Regions from separate parts of the Mus musculus genome. Here region 2 is linked to region 1. Evidence: chromatin loops called from intact Hi-C (ENCODE). Cell type or tissue: left cerebral cortex. All regions are shown on one strand. Links, peaks and the distances in the headings refer to the core of each region. The heading gives the core; the rest is flanking DNA.

Region 1 (10,479 bases), core at 1,268-9,267:
TGAAGCCTGAAGTTTGGCACTGCCTGCTGAAATATAGATGATTTGGGTAAGCCTGTCTTCTTGGGATAAATGCGGGACCCAGCGCATCTTATTATAAAGCTAATATGAAGAACTTGGTACTCAGGCAGTTAAGTAATTGGCATAAATCCTCCCAAGATATTAAATCCCCTAAACTTCTACCATTTACCAGTTGCCCAGTGGCCTGTGTACATTAAATAACTGCTTTTAACCCAGAGGCCAAAAAAAGAAAAAAGAAAAGAAAAAAAAAGTTCACATAGAAAAAGCCAACCCAACACAACAATACAGGTATCAACAAGAGAAGTAAGGTAAGCACTCAGCTAGCAGACATTCCAGACCAAGGCTCAGGGCCAAGAACATAGGGCTAACCCATCAGCAAGACCTGGGTGTCTACCACTGATGCACACATACTCGGTCACTTGCCTGAGCAACTGGTTTGAGTTTCATATTGATCAGCAAGCGTCTCCGAGGTGTGCTGTGCGTTACTTGTGAAATACTGCCCCCAATCCTTCCTACCTCCTGCAAACACTGAGTGGTGGTCCACAGGGCACATGCAGGAAACAGAGAGGGCAAACTCCTCAGACAAGAGCAAAGGGGACAAACACAATCCAGAATCTTCAAAGCCATTGCCAGCAAGCATGAGGGTTCTGTCTCCAGAGAATGAGCCCATTTGTCACTGATGGAAAAACAAGAGTTTTTTTCTACTTTGCCAAATAAGAATGTGCCTGGCACATGGCCAGTACATCATACACAGCCATCCTTTGTACCAAAAGGATTAAGTCCAGGACCCACAAGGGAGAGCAAAATCTGAGGGTGTTTACAACCCTTCTTTAAACATTGTAAAGTCTGCATATAGCCCACCACCCCAATACATAAATGCACACATACACATTCCAACCTATGGTAGCCTTCTAGTGATTTACAATACCCAACCCCACACAAATGCTATGCAAATAGCCCCTGCCCTGCCTTATTTAAGAATAAAAACAAGAAAAACCTATATGTTTCAAACAGTTTTTTTTTTCAGGTCATTTTACTTCATAATTTGTGGATGAATGTGGAAACCAAGTATATAGGGATGATTTAATTGATAGATAAAAAGAATATTTGAAATCACTTGTAGAATATCCAGTATATGAAATTTTTTACCACCACCCCTGACCACGCATACCTAATTAAGAACACCCCCCCCTTTATTTTTTTTCATTTTATGCAGCCAGTCAAGTTCTGTTGTGTTGCAGTTTGTCTAGCAACTTGCTCTAAAGAGTTCTGAGCATGACCAATGTCAGAAAATCTAGGTTTTTAGCTGAGAAGACCACAACAAACCCAGAACAAGGGTTGAGGCAGCTGTGTGACCTCAGGAGGCAGAATGTCAAAAGTCCACAGAAAGAAAGGTCACCTCAGGGGCCCCAGTTGGCTACAAAGACTCTAGGAGCTTGAAGAAGGGCATTGAAATAGGGGCAGAGGTTGAATTTCAGAGAGACAGAAAAACAGACCAAGATTTAGAGGCAGAAATAAGCAGTGTTTGCTGATGGTGAGGAGAGCGCCAGTAGGAAACAAGGCTCATTACAGGGTGGGGCTTCCTGGGGGAAAGGGTAATAAGTGGCCTGAGAAGCCGATCTGTTACATAGAGGACTCATTCTGGCTCATGAGTAAGAATGGCAGAAGTGTCTTCGGTGTGGCGGGAATTCACCCCAGGATTCTTTTAAAGAGCATGCTCCCCCTGACATTGAGTTAATGATTTCATTTGCACTCAGCTTTCCAATATCCCATCTCAGTGGTTCCCAACTTATGGACCACAGAGTTATGGCAGAGGTCCCCGAAGTCATATAAGCACTGTCTAGAGAACAGCGAATGACTTGCTCCGGGTATATTGCCACTACTTTGTCCTAATATGTGGAGGTACCGTAAGACATAAAATGCAAATTCATTCCAAAGTAACGGTAGCCTGAGTTGCCCCAGGCATCAGCCTGTGGCAACACACAGAGTCACTTTAACAATAACCGAAATGTCACTGCCTTGCATCTCCCCTGCTGTTCACCCAGGGCTTCTGCCTACAGCAAACTGCCCACTCTAGGATGCCTAGTGATTTTGCATATGGTCCTAGAAACAAATCCATCCTCCCCAGAGAGCCACTGGGTGGCGCTACATCTGCATTGACCTGGCATCACCATAGGTTGGTTGCTTAGGAGTAGGGCAAAGATGCAGGATTGTTACATGGCACAGCGGGGAGCAGACACCTCATTATTCTGAGCTAGTATTCCCCAAACACTAATGCTTTACTGAGGATTGTTTTCTAAATAGCTTTTCCAGTTTTTACTTAATGGCCCTTAAACTTTAAGCAGAAAAAGTAGTATTTATACATTGATCATTCTAACACAACAGCGGGGACATATTCCCTCCTGTCCAGTACCCAAGATCCCTTCTCACGACCCTTTGTGACCAGCATTTAAGCTTGTAGGTATATAAGGAAATAATGCATAGCTCGGTAGATGATTTGCAAGTGTGAAAAGGTAGAAACACAGAGGTCTGTAGACTACAGGTAGAAGTGAAGAGCTTTGTAGACTACAGGTAGACAGACATCAAAGGCAATGAGGTTAGCATCCAAATTCTAGTAATGGAGATCCCTGGGTCACACTGATACGTCAAATTAGCCAGTTAACATACATCAGCTACACTGTGTCCCCCATCTTAGAAGTAGGAGCTGAGGAAGATACCCACATGTGTGTATATATTTGCAAAGTGAGCTCCTGAGGTGTCGACACCCTCTCTCATCCTTACTGAGGACTGCTTTCTTAGCACTCAGATTCTTTTATGGAACTAACTAGAGCAAGGCGCTTATGTTGGGAGTGGCCCCACCCACATCTTGTGCCAGGGATGGAACCCAGACTGCCATGCATGCTGGACAAGCACTCTACTTCTGGGCTGCACCCCAGCCCTGGACTGGGGGATTGCAAAAGATGGATTATTGCCCAAACTGCCTTACTAAATGAGATAAGAAATTATAAATAAAGATTGATGGGCAGACCAGAAACAGGGGTTGGGGGGGGGGGAACCTCTGGTTTTCAAAAGAGACAGATCCTAGAACAAATACCTCCAGGCTTGGGCAAAGCAGGAGCAAAGTGTTTGTCACATGACATTTTATCTTCAGTTGAGCAAGAGAATCACTCCAACTCCACGATGAAGTGTGAGGGCCCTCCAGTGTGTTCGGGGAGTCAGATCTCTTTCTTTTACATGTTTCTCTACTGTCCATTAAATGGGGGCAAGAGGACCAGCTTAAGGTTGCAAACAAATGAAAAAGTACAAGGAAGTAAGCCCAAGAAATAGTCTCTCCATGCTTGCCTCTGCAAATGTAAGTTAGCTAAAGACGAACTGCTCTACGATTAATATGGACTGCATTCGGAATGTTAGCAGGCAAGGGGTTTACTCCTGATCGGGGCCAGTGTTATCATACTTGAGACAAGCAGAGTGTCTAGAGCACAACATTTAAGGAAGCATGGGTTTGCAGGGTCTTACTCTCAGAGATGACAGCAGAACAGCCTGCAAGGGAATACTCCTCCTTAAATTTTGGGTCTCAGCCACGCTGCCTGCTTCACTCTAGTCTAGTCCTTGGCTCTTCCTGGCCCAGTCAAATTTCATTCCACCTCAAACTCAGACACAATTTGCCACATACATGATTTAGAATTCTTGGTCATTTCAAAGATACATTTCACTGGGTATTCATAACAGCCTCTGTGGCACATCAGACTACACTCCCCATTCTACAGAGAACAGGGAAGGTCAGGAGTCTTGTCCAAGGTAGCATTTTGGGGCCATGGCAGGCAAGCTCCACCCACGCCAGTCACCCAAAGACTGCTTCCAAAAGTATTTGGTGTTGTGTTCGATTGCCTCGTGAATTCATTTCTGGAGTGAAACCAACTCAAAGTTTCATATGGCCCATCCAAAGGTGCTGTATCTCTTCATTTGCCCCCTCCAGATCCACAGAGTATAGAGAGGAAGAGTTTAGCCAAGGTTGCTGGCTGCTTAGAATAAATGCCTATGAATTCTCCACCCCCTGAAGCCTTCCACAAAGGCCACAAGCTCCCAGCTGCAACCCTGTGTGGATGGGCAGCCAGGAAAGGCACTTGCCTAGGAGGCCTTAAAATCAGTCACAGCTGGGATCCATACTGCCCTAGCTTTCTGTAGCTCTGGCTTTTCCCTGACTGAAGAACAAAAAATACCATCAGTTGTGGGCCCACTAGCTGGAACTCAGCCATGGGGCCTGATTAGAGTGTTAATTCACCCAGCCCATGAAGCACTCTGTATATTATCCAGCCAATGTTTCAGGGTACCACTAAATTTCATCAAAGTGAAAAAGCCTTCCCCACATCCTCTACAGATTTCTTGTTCTTGGTTCTCAAAGTGATACGTTTAAGAACTGAAAATAAAATGAACTCATTTGCAAATTGTGCTTTTGTGTTCGTGTGTGTGTGTGTGTGTGTGTGTGTGTGTGTGTGTGTGTGTGCAAGTGCAGATCTATATCACCCTTGTCAGAATTCATTGTTATGTGAGTTCTTTCCTGAAGCCTGGATCTAAGGCTCGGCTCGGTTGCATAAAGCTTTGCCTCCCTCTGCTGTCGAGAAGAAGAATCAAGTGTGGCAAACATAAACTCCGAATTGGAGAGACCATTGGAAGGAAACTGTACCTAGGGGTGTTTGTATACGCTGCATAAAGTGGCTGTAACAAGGGCCTAGCATCACAGTATTATCCACATAGCACTTGATTTACAACTTCTCAGGAAAAGTCAACTTCAAACCCAATAAGAACAGATTGGGACGGATTGCATGCTCACCTGCAGAGCAGAACAAAATCAATCAAGTGATTCTTTGGTCACTGGACTAAAAGATTCAAGATTGATTTTTTTCCCCTTTTAGTAAAATATGAAACTCCCTGGAAACTTTAAGTATTACTGGAGTCCTGTATCGTATGAGGATTCATGTGGCAAGAGCGTAGCAATTTGTCTAAAAAACTTTCCTTCGACAACTCTAGAGATGGCTGAATTTGCATGAGCTCATCGGGCAATGATTTTTGAAAGCATTAACCTCAGAAAGAAGGGAGGGTAGAGGTTTCCTGCTAAGTACCAGGGATCTCAATCATAAAATTAAATATTCCCTCGCAGACTTCGTGGTATGGTAATCAGCTATGACCTCTTGCAATAGTCGGTGATCTGCGGGGAATTCTGAATGTCTAAGGAGCTTGATTTTGTCCTCAATGTGCCACACATAATGGGAAGCTGCTTTACAGGAAGTTTCTCCTCCTGTGGAAGATGCCTGGACACTGCAGATATCAGCAAAGCCCAGCCAGGCCTATCTCACTTATAGGCTGAGTCCCTTGCATACGCAGTGGCGCCTCTTTAATGAATGTTTCTACTCTTGAACATACAGTCATCCTAGGTAAGCATTTTGTGTCCTCAGCCAAGGTCAAAGAAACAAACAGGGGTCCAGAGGTGTTTTAAGAGCAAGACCCATGCCTGCCAATCACAGCTGGCTTAACACTCTACTCTCGGCCTGTGGGAAGGGTGGCCTGAGAGCAATGCTTCTATGGAGCTGAGAATTGCCTGCAAAGCTCCCCCACACAACTCTAATACCCTTCCCAGAATTCAGACCTATTCCAAGCTCTAAGTTGTGTTTCTTCTAAATTTTCATTTTATGTATTTGAAGAAGGGGGCAGAGGCATGAGTGTGTCCCAGTACACACATGTGGAGGTCAGGAGACAGAAACAGGCTCTCTCCTTCCAGCCTGTGAGTAAAATGGATAGAAGTCAGGTAATCAAGCTTGGCTGTAGACAACTTTACCTGCTGAGCCATCTTGCTACCCCCCCCCCAGCAGTCCTCTTTTCAACAAATGATTTTTTTTTTCAGTACGTAGGACCGCATGCATGTGAGGCAAGCTAATTTTTGCCACTCAGCTACAACATCAGCCCTCTAAGTAATGTTTCTCACCTAAGACAAAGAGCAACACATTAGCCAAGAGGCAGCAGGGTAGACACAGATAGCACATTGGATGTTGTTGACCATAAGGTCTCTATCCCAGTGACTCAAATGGAGACAAGTCATCTTACCGGTGACTAGGAAACACTATGGTGTAACACTGTATTTATAAGCAGAGGTGACTGGCCGTTATTTGTGATTCCCTATCTCAGACCACTCAGAATGCCACTTAAAAAAAGACACGAATGCTTGTTGTCACCTTGTTGAGGTCGGGTCTCAAGCAGGTGATCTATGTGAGACTCTTCCAAACACCATGAAACCCCACTTCCAGCATGAAGCAATGTTAGACTTGCCCCTCCTTCCTCCCTCCTTCATTAGGGAATACTTTCAAAGTCAGATTCACACTTGTGTCCTCCTTCATCTACACCACTGAATGATGGAGGGGAAGGAGGACACTGGTGGGTCAGGCATAGGCAGAAGTGAAGCTATCAAGTCATCTCACTGGCTTTGGTAGCAGAATTCCAAAATAGCTCAAAGATGCTCCTTTCCAGTGTCATATACCATCTCCCAGTCATCCAATCACATGGGACTGACTGGATAAGATGGGCTCTTTAAACCTGGGTCTAGAGGTCAGAGACAGGCCAGGGAGAATCTAAGCATAAGAGAGATGGTGTAGGAATATCACCAGGCTGGCAGAAAAGAAGATACACTACATAGACACTGTGCCCCTGAATTTGGCTACCAGACTATTGAAACAGTGGTCTTCATGAACTTGGAATATCTCATGAAATCTCATGTTGGGAGAAGTAAAAGGCTGAAGCTTAGTATCAGCCAGAGTCTTCACTCTGTCTGACAGTTTATCAGACCACCACCCAGGAGCTAAGACAGGGACAAGTAAGTGATGGGCAGGATCACGCCTTGACCAGGACTGCCCGATCTCGACACTAGCAACTCCAGTAACTGGAAGAATCCATGGTTGGTTTCAAAGTTGTGGGGCCATGAGATACAGAATGTGCGGGGACTCTAGGAGCTGAGTACTCTCAACTGAAAACATTAAAGTAAGGGGTCCTTTCATTGCATCCATAAGGAGTGGGTTCTGCCAACAGTGGGTAAATGATGAGCTGACCAACTGGGTGGACACAGAGCTCCAGATGAGAGCCACAGCCTTAGGCCAACACCACACATGCACAGCAGGAAACATACCCATAGTGCACCCATTTTTTTAAGCTACAAAAATGTTGGGATAACAAATTAACATCTGGTCAACTGCTAAGTATGTGATGACATGGTACATAGAAGTAGAAAATGATGCAGACAGGCCTCTGGCTTTGATGTCTAGGTCACTACTGGGGAGGATGGAATCCAACAATGTCTTCTTTAAAATGAAAATGGATGAGAGCCAAGGTCACTCCACCTGGAGTCAATCAGAACTCCAGCCAACATGAAGGCACCAATGACAAGGAAGCTTATCCAGTACCAACCCACTTGCTACACTGTGAGGTCATTGGCCACATCTGCTCTGTCACTGGGCATGGCCAGTTGGGGAGGCAGAACACAGGGAGTTTGCCTGCACTTATCCCACCCCACCACCTCAGGGACAGGGAAGAGACTGCTCCAGGGGTGGGAAAGGTCTGAAATGTGGAAAAGCCAGAACTGCTTCAGGGTTCCCAGGCCTGCAACGAAGCTGGGGCTGTGGGATTCTCAGACTCTTGAACATCCAAGTTCCAAAGAGAGTTGGAGAGCCCTCGGACTGGGGACAGCATCTAGCCTGGGGGTTGGGGGAGCTCCAGCTTGGCTTGTCCCAGCAGGGGAGAGTGTCCTAAGCTTGGTGGATGCAAGCTTGCAGGCTTGCAGTCTTGCAGGCTTGATGGGTTGTGGCCGGGAGCAGAGAGGCCTTCTATGGAAGATTAAGCTGCAGCTCTGTAGGCGAAGGCCTTCCTCATGGCTCCCCATGGTGGATCTTGATGAAAAAGAGATGGTCCATGGTTCCAAACAGTTTACTGTCATGGTGGAAAATGCATGCATAAAATTATACCCGCTACTCAGGGTGCAGGAAAGAATGTCTGGGAAGGGAAGCTTATTAACTAAACCCTCTAGGCCTCTAGGTACCTCATTAGCATGGAGAACTCTATTTTGAGTCTACATGACCATAGGACAGGTTTCTTTTATGTGAGAAGCATGGCACATGATCAAGTACCATTCAATCACAGACTGGAGAGCCACCATCCACCTTTCGACACTTTGTCCAGAGTCCCTTCAAACCTTTCTGAGAGTGAGGTATGAGCAAGAGGCTGTAGAGGGAACACCAGCACATGGGTTGAACATACTGGAATTCCAGTTGGCCCTGCTCCCAAGCAGCCTTTTAACAGAGATGTCTAATTGATCTTTATTGAGCAGAACCTTCCCTTCTGCTTATAAACGAAATGATCGCTCTTCCCTCTGGTTCTATCTGGAGAAGTTAATAGCCTCGGTTTTCTCTTACAGCAGAGCAACTTAATGACCGGGAGACTATCATAAATAGAGTTTATTGTCCAAAATACAAGGCACAGTCTCATCAGCCTGCCCCATTGAGAATGCCTTGTTTGCAGATGTTGACTTTTCACGGTTCTCCCAGCCACCACGTGTGCTGTTCTCATGGATGAACGTCTGCTGGCCGATTAACAAACAAATGCTCCCTGCGAGACAATCTATAGGGTTTTTGTTTTTGTTGTTGTTGTTGTTGTTTTTCTCCCAGAGTTGCCCCACCCCAAAGGATGCTGTACCAAGCACCAGTGTGATCCTCTCCAGCAACAGCTTCCAATGAGGCCAGAGAATATCTAAGACAGTTCACTCTGTGGGTTGCACACAAATGTTCCGTGTGCACATTGGATCGTTCCATGCTTCCAAGCCCCAGGCTCACCAGGTTCTATCAGCAAGCCACTGCCTCATAATTAGTATGAGCCTCTTGCCCATGCCTCACTCTGAGGAAGGTTTTAAGAGACTCTGGATAAAGTGCTGACCCAAAGAGTGGCTGAACGGAAGAAGAGTTCTAAGCTCCCTGAGCACATTTGTAGAGGATTTTATCGATCTTAGCATTACTTCCTGCAATAGACTTCAAACCCAACCAAGAGGAACAAATGTTCCACAGTACTGCTAGGGAAGGTGAGGTTAAGTGTTTCTACTGACATACTTGAGGGGGTGGGCTTTCCTGTCACCTAGAGGATGGGACTTGATGTTACAGACAGTTCTGCCTCAGGATGTGTCCTAGTCATGGACAAGGCTCTGCCTTCTAGTTTTTGGTCTTGCCTCCAGGCCCTGTTTACTTCCTCCAGTTTGCCATATTAAGAAATACAGACACCATAGCTATAATTAGTATAAGCCAACACTAGAACCTTAGCATATTTTAAAAAGGCTAAGCATTCTTAAACACCAAGGCAACATTTTTGAGAGCAGGGTTGTCCAGAAACAAAGGAACAAACAACCAACCTAGGATGCACCACAAACGAGGGGCTCTAACAAATCTCCAAGTGGCTAGCAGAAGACTGTGAGAGGGTCATACCCACTGTTTGCTGCAAAGTACGATGAAGACAGGTGTAAGGTGTGAGCCGAGGCCAGAGGACTTACCTAAGGATGTGGCTTTTCTTCCATGTCTTTCCACAGTTAAAGTCCTAAGGAGGACTGTGTTGTTAGGGGGTCCTCGCCAGGTACATGAAACTGAACTGGATCCCCTAAAACAATCTTTGTGGAAGCCATATCCACAAGGATTGGAACTGAATTTGGAAATGAGGCTTTTAAAGAAGTAGTGGGGAGGGGGGGGCTGGTGAGATGGCTCAGCGGTTAAGAGCACTGACTTCTCTTCCAAAGGTCCTGAGTTCAAATCCCAGCAACCACATGGTGGCTCACAACCATCCGTAATGAGATCTGACGCCCTCTTCTGGAGTGTCTGAAGACAGCTACAGTGTACTTACAAATAATAAATTAATAAATAAGTATTAAATAAAAGAGAAAGATTGTTATCTCTCTCTTAAAAAAAAAGAAGTAGTAGTGGGGGAAGGGGTGGGTGGAGCCCGTTAGCATGGGTTCTCTCGGCCACTCTGACTAATATCCTTAGAAGAAGAGATGTCAGGGATTCCTGGCCACAGTGGACAGACCATATGCTAATCTCCAAAGAGGGTGTCACCTGCTAGCCTCAGACAGAGGCCCTAGGTGAAGGCCCCAGCCACCTGGATCCTGACTTCCAGCCTCCAGAAGCCCAGAAAGTGTCAGGCAACGGGTACACTAGGAGTGCTCCTTATACAATGGCAAGGAGGCACTTCACAAGGGTAGGCAATGCTATGCCCAGCTAGAAACTTCCATGGCCTTGAATACATTTTTGGTCTTTTCCACAGAGGTGTTTGGGGGGGGGGGGGCGTATATAAGCCCAAATGCAAACTTTTGGCCTTTTACCTACTGGCCTCTTTTCAACTGTTATGCGACCAGACCATGGGGACCACATTGCATCTGACCTCTGACCC
Region 2 (10,479 bases), core at 659-8,658, 1.9 Mb before region 1:
TTCTCATTGTGTCTTGGATTTCTTGGATGTTTTGAGTTAGGATCTTTTTGCATTTTGCATTTTCTCTGATTGTTGTGTCCATGTTCCCTATGGAATCTTCTGCACCTGAGATTCCCTCTTCCATCTCTTGTATTCTGTTGCTGATGCTCACATCTATGGTTCCTGATTTCTTTCCTAGGGTTTCTATCTCCAGAGTTGTCTCCCTTTGGGTTTTTTTCATTGTTTCTACTTCCATTTTTAGATCTTGTATGGCTTTGTTCAGTTCCATCACCTGTTTGGTTGTCTTTTCCTATAGTTCCGGATTTTTATGTTTCCTCTTTAAGGTCTTCTACCTGTTTAGCAGTGTTCTCCTGTATTTCTTTAAGTGCCCTTCTTAAAATCTTCTACCACCATCATGAGATATGATTTTAAATCTGAGTCTTGCTTTTCAGGTGTGTTGGGGTATCCAGGACTCACTGTGGTGGGCATACTGGGTTCTGATGATTCCCAGTGTTCTTGGTTTCTGTTAGTAAGATTCTTATGTTTGCCTTTTGCCATCTGGTAATCTCTGGTGTTAATGTTCTAGCTGTCTCTGGCTGGAGCTTGATCCTCTTGTTATTCTGTTAGTCTCTGGTAGCACTCCTGGGATTCCAACTCTCACCTGAGTCCCAGTGGTCAGAGCACTCTCTGCAGGCAAGCTCTCCTCTTGCAGGGCAGGTGTCCAGAAGTCTGGAGCTCTGATCCACCTCCTGCTGATCCTGATCTTCCCCCCATTCCCCTCCCATCTCCTCTCCCACCAAGTTCCCTCCCTCCATCTGCATCCTATGACTATTTTAGTTCCCCTTCTAAGTGAGATTCAAGCATTCTTGCTTGGGCATTCCATCTTATTTAATTTGGGTCTGTAGGGTGTATCATGAGTATCCTGTATTTTATGCCTAGTATCCACTTTTCAATGAGAACATACCATCCATGTCCTTTTGGTTTACCTCACTCAGGATGATATTTTCTCGTTTCCATCCATTTGCCTGTAAAATGCATGATGTCCTTGTTTTTATTAACGGAATAGCACTCCATTGTGTAAATGAACCACACTTTCTATATCTATTCTTCAATTGAGAGGCATCTGGGTTGTTCCCACCTTCTATTCTGAATAAAGCTTCAGTGACTAAGGCTGTACATAGTGGAGCATGTGTCCCTGTACAATGGTAGGGTATCTTTTGGGTATATGTCCTGGAGTGGTAGAGCGCAGTTTTCAGGTAGAACTATTTCCAGTTTTCTGAAAAACTGTCAGATTGATTTACAGAGTGGTTATACAAGTTTGCAATCCCATCAGCAATGAAGGCATGTTCCCCTTTCTCCACATCTTCACCAGCATATGCTGTGCCTTAAGATTTTAATCTTAGCCATTCTGAGATTGAATCTTACACATTCTGGTGTAAGGTGGAATCTCTGGGTTGGCTTGATTTGCATTTCCATGATGACTAAACATGATGAACATTTCCTTAAGTGCTTTTTGACCATTTGATATTCCTCTATTGAGAATTCTGTTTACCCCGTATTTTAATTGTGTTACTTTTTTTGGAGTCATACTTCTTGAGTTCTTTACATATATTCACATAAAAATATTTTCTTTTTTAAATCTAACTCCTTTCATTTGGAGACTTCATTTTACTCATTTCAAACTTAATATTTCTTTCTGTGACTGTCTACACTCAGCTTCTTTCCTTGCTTCAGTGTCTATGCACATACCTACTTCTCCTCTCTCCGTCCATCGGAGACTTTACTTTATTACTTTTTAACCTAAAATTTCTTTTCATCACTGTATACTCTCAGTATCTTTCCCCCTTTTTAGTGTCTAAGTGTACTTACAAGACATTTCGATTTTTTCTCTTTTATTGCTTCTAAACTTATGTATTTATCTCTGTATCTATGTATCTCTAAACTCTTTTCTTTGGGAATTTTCCATTCTGTTTTATATTACCAGTTCAGAGGTCTTCAGTGATGTCTTTTCTCAGGACTTCCAGGCCTTGGCTTCTACTGTCTACAGCTAGCATCATGTCCCAGCCAACCTGCCCCAACTCTGGGCAGGTGTTGAGTCTGAGAGGTGGTAGGTACTCCTCAAGGTGGTGCGGTCTCAGCCACATGTTGCATGCCTGGATGCATCACTGTTTAAGACTGTGTTCATTTTCTTAATGTAAAACTAAACTCTGTGCCTAATATTATTCCTAAACCTAACTCTAGCACTGACCCTAACCATACCTCAAACCTTAATCTACTTCATATAACAACACTGTTAAGTTTACATCGAGTTCTTAATATAGACTAAGCCTACAAGTAACCATAACTGCAATCTGCCCCTTACCTGTACTCTAACCCTCTCAGTAATCATAACAATAACCAAAACCTACCCCTAACCCTAGCCATAGCCTTAACCATAACACTAATATCCACACCTGATCCAAACACTGTCTCTGTCCCTAGTCTAAATCTAAAACTATGCCTTAAAAAAACATAATTCAATCTCAGTCATATCACTGTCTCTAACCTTTTCCACAATACTTAACTAAGAACTAACTGAAAACTAAGCCATACCCTTGATTACGCCCTTATTTTAGCCACAGATCAAACACTAGATCAAAATATAGACTTATCCCTAAAAGAAATTGAAATCTACTCCAACCAGAACCCTAAACTAGATCAAAAACAAAACTTAAATGAGTTCTAATACTAACTGTAGCACTTACAATAACTTTATGCTTCTACTGCTAATCTGGCCAGCCATCAATTCTAACCCTAAATATAAACCTACCTTTAACACTAACCTCATGATTAACACTACCCCTAACGACAAATCTAGCCTGAATTTCTACCTTAAAATTACCTCTAACTCTAAACTTAGAAATAACTTAAATCCTAGCCCTAGCCCTAACCCTAACCCTAAACTCAAACATCATACTTAGAAAAAAAAAGTAAAACTTTCCCTGACACTAATCCAGGTATAATCCTAACAATAACCCTAACCCTAGCACCAGCCCTGCAGTGATCTGAAGAAGAGACTACTACTAACTTTGTCCCCAAAATGAACACTAATCCAAATCCAAAAATTAACTTGAACCCTAATCTTGTCTACCTCAGACCCTCTAACCCTAACCCTAAACCTAACCTAAACATGACTCTTCTAAGATCCAAGCCAAACCCTAACCTAAAACCTACATATTTCCCATACTCTAAAACTAAACCGAACAATTTGCTACCACTAACTGTAACCATTACCATAATGATAAACCAAACTGCATCTGTAAACTAAATCATAAACTTCACATACTATTGACCCTAAATTCTAAATTTAATCCTCAGAGAAACTTATTTGTACGTTTAAATCTAAACCTATTTTAACCCTAGCCTACAATTAACCATAAATGCCATCATAGCCGTAACACTAATCCTGGCAAAGCCATAACCATAACCTAACTAGCCCTGACCTTATCCATAAACTTAACCCTTATAACACGCAAGTTCTACACTTAACCCAGACATTGTCTTTATCCCTCGTCTTAACCCTAAATGAAGTCCTAATTCTAGCCCTTGTCCTCATCCTACCGTAAATCAAGTCCTACTGCCAGCCCTAAACCTAAAATTAACACTAATGCTAAACTGAGATATAACTTCGATACTAACCCAAAACCTACGTGTCATCCCAAAACTAACCCTGGCTTAGACAATAGCCCTAAATGTATTAGCAGTTCTAAACCACATTTTAAACATACAGACAGCATAAACAGTAAAACCAAGTAAACAACTAACCATAACAAACAGGAAAACAAACAAAAACAAATTTTCTTCAGAGAGAGAAAAAGAGAGACAGAGACAGACAGAGAGAAAGGCTGTGGAGTTGAGTGGAGGAAAGTTAGAAAGATATATAGAAGAGAGGAAATCAAGGTCATAATATATTTTACATAATTTTTATAACAGCAAGATTGATGCAATATTTATTTTTGTAGCATACATTTGTTTTGTTTGTTTGTTTACACTCCAGATTTATTCACACACCTCCACCCCCAATCCCAGTCCACCCTCGGACTGTTCCACATCCATACCTCCTCCCCACCCCCTGTCTCCACGAGAATGTCCCAACCCCCCACTACCCACAATTTTTCTTTGAAAAATGTATTTTAAAAAGTCAAGTGATTAATTTTTTTTAAAGTCAAGAGGTCCATTTTAAACACATTTGTAGATTAAAATTAAAAAACAGAAACGCAAATGCTAATATTAGTTCTAGCACTAGGTGGCGGTGTTGCTCTATCTTTATTGCAAACTCTAAAGGAAGGCTGTACTCTAAACACTGCTTCTGACACTGGTCCTAACCATAAACCTAAACTTAGCCTTAGCCATACAGACTAACCATAATCCTAACAAATTAAACAAACAGACAAAAGAAGTAAACAAAAACAAAAACCACCCCTAAACTTAACCATAAGCTTGCCTCTAACTCTAAAACTAAACTATAAAATAACACCAATTACAGACCCTAACCCTAACTCTATCCCTGTTCCTATTACTAACACTAACATTAAACTTAGAAATATATGTAAAACTGTTCCTAACCCTAACACTAGCAAGGCCTAACTATATTCTAACATTAGGTCTAATTGTAACATTAAAAAAAAAACAAAAAAACTAAAACTCTATCCTTTGCCAGACACTAATAATAAGCTAACCCTAACCCTAACTTCAACCTTAACACTAACAGTGAGACTAACACAAGCCCTACCTTCTCTATCTATAACCATACAATTGCCATAATCAGTCCATAGCAAAAACAAACAAACAAACAAACCTAACACTAGTCTAAAGCCTATATTTAGCCCAAATAGTAAAACTACCTCTAAAATTAATGGTATACTAAATGTTAACACCAACTATACCACTGTGATGGTTTGTATATGCTTGCCACTATTAGGAAGTGTGTGGCCTTATTGGAGTAGGTATGGTCTTGTTGGAGTAGATATTTCACTGTGGATGTCGGCTTTAAGACCATTGTTCTAGCTGCCACTCTTCTCCTAGCTGCCTTTGGAACAAGATGTAGAACTCTCAGCTCCTCCAGCCCCAGGTCTGCCTGGATGTTGCCACGCTGCCACCTTGATAACGGACTGAATCTCTAAACATGTAAGCCAGCCTCAATTAAATGTTGTCCTTTATAAGAATTTCCTAGGTCATGGTGTCTGTTCACAGCATTAAAACCCTAAGACAACCACTTACCCACATGATACGCCCAGCACCATCCTTAAACTTAGTCCTAAAACCAGCACTAACCTCTACCATACATAACAAAATTTTGCCATCAAACACTTCAAATGTAATTTGGATTGAAACCTAAGCCTAAACCTAGCTCTAAACGTAATCTAAGTCTACAACTAACCATGGCTCCACTCCAAGCAGTAACACTAATGCTAATCTTGGCATCTTAATTATAAAACCAATGTTAACTACAATCATAACCAAAAAAGCCATATTCACATCTATGTCTATATCCAGAATCCATATCCATAACCTTAAGCATGACAAGAAACAAGTCTCTAAACCTAACCCAAACACTGGCTCTTACTCTAGCCTTAACCCTAAAACTAACCCTTAACTTTGTCTTAGTTCTAACTCTAAACTTCACCCTATCTATGACCCTAGTCCCAACCTGAGCCCTAATCCTAATCCTAAATCTAATCATACATCCAGTGTGACTACCTACCAAATCCTAGCTCAAATGCCCTAAACACATCATGAGCACTCAGTATAATTGTTACTATATCCCCAGTCTGAAACCTAAAACGAAGTCTAAAAATAACCGTAAACATTGTTCTACCACTAAATGGAGCTGTTACACAAAATTTGCAGCAAATCCTAACCTGTCCCCATCAACTATCCTGTTCCTAGCTCGGCCACCAGTCCTAACCCTAAACACAAACCTGGCTCTAACCCTAACCCCAAGATTAACACTAGTCCTGATGACAAACCTAACTCTGACATGTACCATGAACCTAGCTCTAGCTCTAACATAAAATCAGGGGGGAAATAAATACCAATATTGCTCCCAGCCTTAACTCTAGCAATAATCCTACTTCTAACTCTAATATTATCCTTATAAATACACCTGAAACCATTCATAGCCTTCACATTGACCTTGGAGTGATATAAATCAAACCCTACAACTAATTCTCACATTCATCGTAGAAATAAACCTAAAATATCTCTAGACCTAACACTAACAATAATATTAACACTACAATTGCTCTAATCAGACTAAAGACAAAACCCCAACCCAGTCAACATCTAGCCTGAATAATAAAACTAGGTCTAGCACTGGTCATAGACCAGTTTGTAACACTAAATATAACTCTTGTCCTATTACTACATGAAACTCTTTCCCTGAGTCGTAGCCAAACAATAGCTCTGATCTTAAACAAAACCCAGACCAGACCGTAAAGTCCAACCCCTTATAACTCTAAGACTTTGATTGAACAATAATCTTGATCCTAGCTTCACTTGAGCCCTAAGACAACAATTTATCATAAATAAAATCCTGATATTGAAAACTGTCTTTATGCTTAGCATTAACTGTAATGCTAACCAGAATGATAAGCCATAACGCTGACCTAAACCTATCCTAACTCTATCCGCAAAATTAACCCTAACAGTGAACAAAGTTCAACAACTCACCTATACAGACATTGCCTCAAATCCTACTCTTTAGCCTCAAACTGAATCCAGACTTAGCTGTAGTTCTAATACTCGCTCTAAAACTAACTCCAACCCTAGCCTTAACACTAGTGTTAACCCTAAAACTACAATAACTCTAAATGTAGACCTAATACAAATAATACCCCAAATCCTGTCACCCTGAACTTAAATCTAGCTCAAGTAACAGACAAAAAAAGCATCCTGGACATAAAAGAAATTATAATACTACCTCAGGCTGAACCTCAAAAGTATCTTGAAAACTGTCTTCATCCCGAATTCTAACACTAAATATAGCTCTTACAGTATGTTTACACCAAGTTCTAAACTAATTCTACACATAACCCTAAAGCCGAAAGGATTCGATGCCACCGATCCTAACCTTAAACTTAAACCTACATCTAACCAAATCCCAGGACTACACCAGACAGTCTGACAAGCTTTTCCCTAGACCTAATCTTAACCATACGTCTAAATATAACATTAATCTTAGAGCTATACCTAAACCTGCCTCTAGACCTAATCCTGGCCCTAGCCATTACCCTAAGCCTAACTCTAAGCTTGCTCCTGTCTAACTCTACCCATAACATTAACCCTAACACTTTATAAGCAAAGTCCTGCACCAAACTCCAAACAGGTTAACAGACTTAACCAAAAATATAGACTAACTAACTCTAACCTGAGCCTAACTAGAAACCTATCTTTAATCCTAGCACTAAGCCTGTTCCGATCCCTCAACCTAGCAGTAGCACTAATACTAGACTCAAACATTAAACCAAACACTAGCTCTCAACGTAAAAGTAACCATTAACTTTTAGTTCGAACACAATCCCTAAATATTTTGCTAGCTCCCTGACATAAAAAAAAAAAAAAAAAAACCTAATTCTACCGCAACCCAACCCTAAAACAAAATTGAAAACTAAACTCCATTTCTAGCAAAGATGACAGTTCTGATACTAACTTTGTGCTGATGATCCTAACGGAACCTTATTCACAGTCCTAATGCTCTCTCTTCCAGCAACCCTATCTTAAATATAAATTCAACCCAAATATTAACCAGATAACCCTAAAAACAAACCTAGCTCTAACCCTAACACTAAGCCAAACTCTAACACTAACCTTAGAAATAAGACCAATATGGCACCTAGCCTCACACTAACCGTAAGCATGATTCTACCTATACCTCTAATAAAACTAACCTTTAAAATATAACTAAACCAGTTTCTATCACTAACAATAACCCAGGAAGTCTAACCTTGAACACAAGTGAACCTTTATCTGTAACAGTAAGAATTATGCATTCAGAGACTGGCCCTTTCCACCCTCCTTTCTTCTCCATTCCTCCAGATCATTTCTTTTTTGGATTATGTTTTATTTAGGGTCTTGTTTTGATTTTTTTCTTTAATTATGCATCTCCTGGATGAGGAGGTGACAATGGGAAGTGGCCTGGTCAGGGTTGCAGATAGCCCTGGAGTTGGGACAATATCTTAACACAAGACACTGGGCACTCTATCTTTCCTTTAAAAAAAAAAAAAAAAGTCCTACTCCCTTCCCTTCACACCTGCCATGCTGGAAGAAGCCTTGGGGGCCAACTCTCCTTGCTAATCCAGGGAGGCAACCCAGTGCCAACTGGCCTATTTCTCTTCCCTCCAATGTTTCTTCTGGGCAGTTCGATCACTGGTAGAGTAAAGAATGACCTATAGATTAAGGAGGGCTTTGTTTTATTTTTATTTATTTATTTATTTATTTATTTATTACCAAAAATGATTTCTTCTACTCAACATCTTTCCAGCCAGAGTTCAAGGCCACATCTCAAGCAGTCTTTGACACCTTCAAGACTGAGTGGAGTAGAACCTTTCAAAGCCAAAAAGAGCCCCAGGCCCAGAAAAAGCTGAAAATAAGAACTTTGCCAATGATAGTGACCACGGCGAAAGCAAATAATAACAGTTTTAATAATAATAAAGGGAAATACAAAGAAATAATAAATAAAAAAGAAATAAACCTAAAACTCTCCTTAGCCCTAACTAATGCAAGCCATAATTATAATCTGAAATGAAAACTTCTAGTTTTTCTGGGAAGTTATGTCAAATGATGTTTTGCTGGGCACACAGGTGAAAAGGTGTTTTGCTGGAGCCGACATGTAAAAGGACCCTTGATGAAGGACTATAAATTAGACCCCACAAACAGTGGGAGACAAGCACTGAGTATTGGTTTGGTTGGTTCTGCCTCACTATTCTTCGCTAATGACTGGAATGTATTCGTTTCCCTTACATGGTGTTGTTGAGATCAACTTGAGGTAGTGAAGCCCCCATTGAGAGAATTTCACCAAAGAGCTGCTCCTGAGGTTCCTGTAGCAGCTTGCTGCTTCCGAGGCTTCACCTCCGGCTGGTTGGCAAGTCTTGCAGCTTCTTTTAGACTGAACTACAGCTGCTGGTTCATGCAAGATGTCTGCATGCCAAGGGGACTCAATCAGCTGCTGAGTCATATTTCGTGTTTGCTACAGGACTGAACTGCTGAGATCTAGTGCACCCTCAAAGAACTATTGCTGAAAAGGTCCACATCCCCCATATCTTAATAACTTTTCCACTACCTCTGCTGGGTGGTGGGCTAGAGGAGAGGTTGAACCTCTATTAAAAAGTAGAATGCAAAAAATTTCTGCCTACCCTAATCCTAATAGTGGGTTTACAATATGTACTCAGGCCCTAGCCAAAATGCAAGCCATAACCATATATTCACCACAAACCACCAAACTAGTTATAAACCTAACATAAACAAATACCCAACATTAAGTGTAATACTTACTCTCTTGTTTCACTAAGCTATATTCCTCCCAGAATCCTAAACCTAATCCTAGCTCTCACCAATACCATAATCCTCATCCTAAATTTAACCTTCACATAGATATAGTTGCAATTTAAATATCCTAATTTTAACCCTGGCTCTACCTGCACTCTAAGCCTACAACTAACCATTAAGAACTATCTAGCCATAAAACTAACACTAACCCTAGAACTAATTGTAACCTTAAATTTAGAACAAAGCACTATTATAACCAAACCTCCTCCTAACACTGTCTAAAAACTTAATCCTCAAACAAAACAAAGGTGTACAGTCAACACAAACATTGGCTTCACTATGATCTTAACAATAAAATGAACCCTAACCATTACCCTAATACTAACTCTAGCTATACATTGTCTTTAACCCTGGCCCTAACCTTAAACTGAACACCAGCTATAGTCCTAAACATTATTTGAATATTATCCCAAATCCTAGCTCTCATACTGATGTTGACCCTAATTCAAACACTAGCCCTAAATATACCTGAATCTACATGAAAGTACAGCCTTAACTCTATCCAGAACTATATAGCTAGACTACTACTAACATCAACTATAGCTCTTAATAGAACTTTACACAAAATTCTAACTTAATCCTAATCCATAATACTAAACAAAATTCTACACATAGTCCAAACACTGTCTTTATTCCTAATCTTTACCCTAATTCTAACACTAACACTAGACATAGAACTAATTTTAAACCTAGCCATAACACTAAGTGTAAGTAACTCTACCTGTGACCCTAATCAGAAACACAGCTCAAATCATCACCATTCTTCCCCAAACTCTAATATTAGCTTTGATCCTAACTATATCCCTAACTCAAACTTGAATCCTATCCTCATTTTAACCCAAATCATAACCCTAACCTTGTTCTTTCAATCACCATAGCCTTAAACCTAACCCTAAGATAATATGTAATCCAATC

The links. Peaks named below come from ENCODE experiments on the same cell type or tissue, not always from the same donor. Only the 100,000 strongest peaks of a DNase experiment are listed, where the experiment ranks them.
Region 2: it touches region 1 in a loop (7-fold over the local background); 11 of 42 quality-filtered maps call a loop at or near these places.

Annotation. Positions count from the first base shown.
Region 1 is chr19:15,864,893-15,875,371 of GRCm38, forward strand. No RefSeq gene overlaps it. Among named protein-coding and RNA genes, the nearest start is that of Psat1, 55 kb to the right of the region's middle. In left cerebral cortex, for the core only: CTCF peaks have their summits at 2,145 (motif pointing right) and 4,637 (motif pointing left); DNase peaks (open chromatin) are centred at 2,152, 4,241 and 4,619.
Region 2 is chr19:13,977,137-13,987,615 of GRCm38, forward strand. No RefSeq gene overlaps it. Among named protein-coding and RNA genes, the nearest start is that of Olfr1505, 63 kb to the left of the region's middle. In left cerebral cortex, for the core only: CTCF peaks have their summits at 4,257 (motif pointing right) and 5,861; a DNase peak (open chromatin) is centred at 4,267.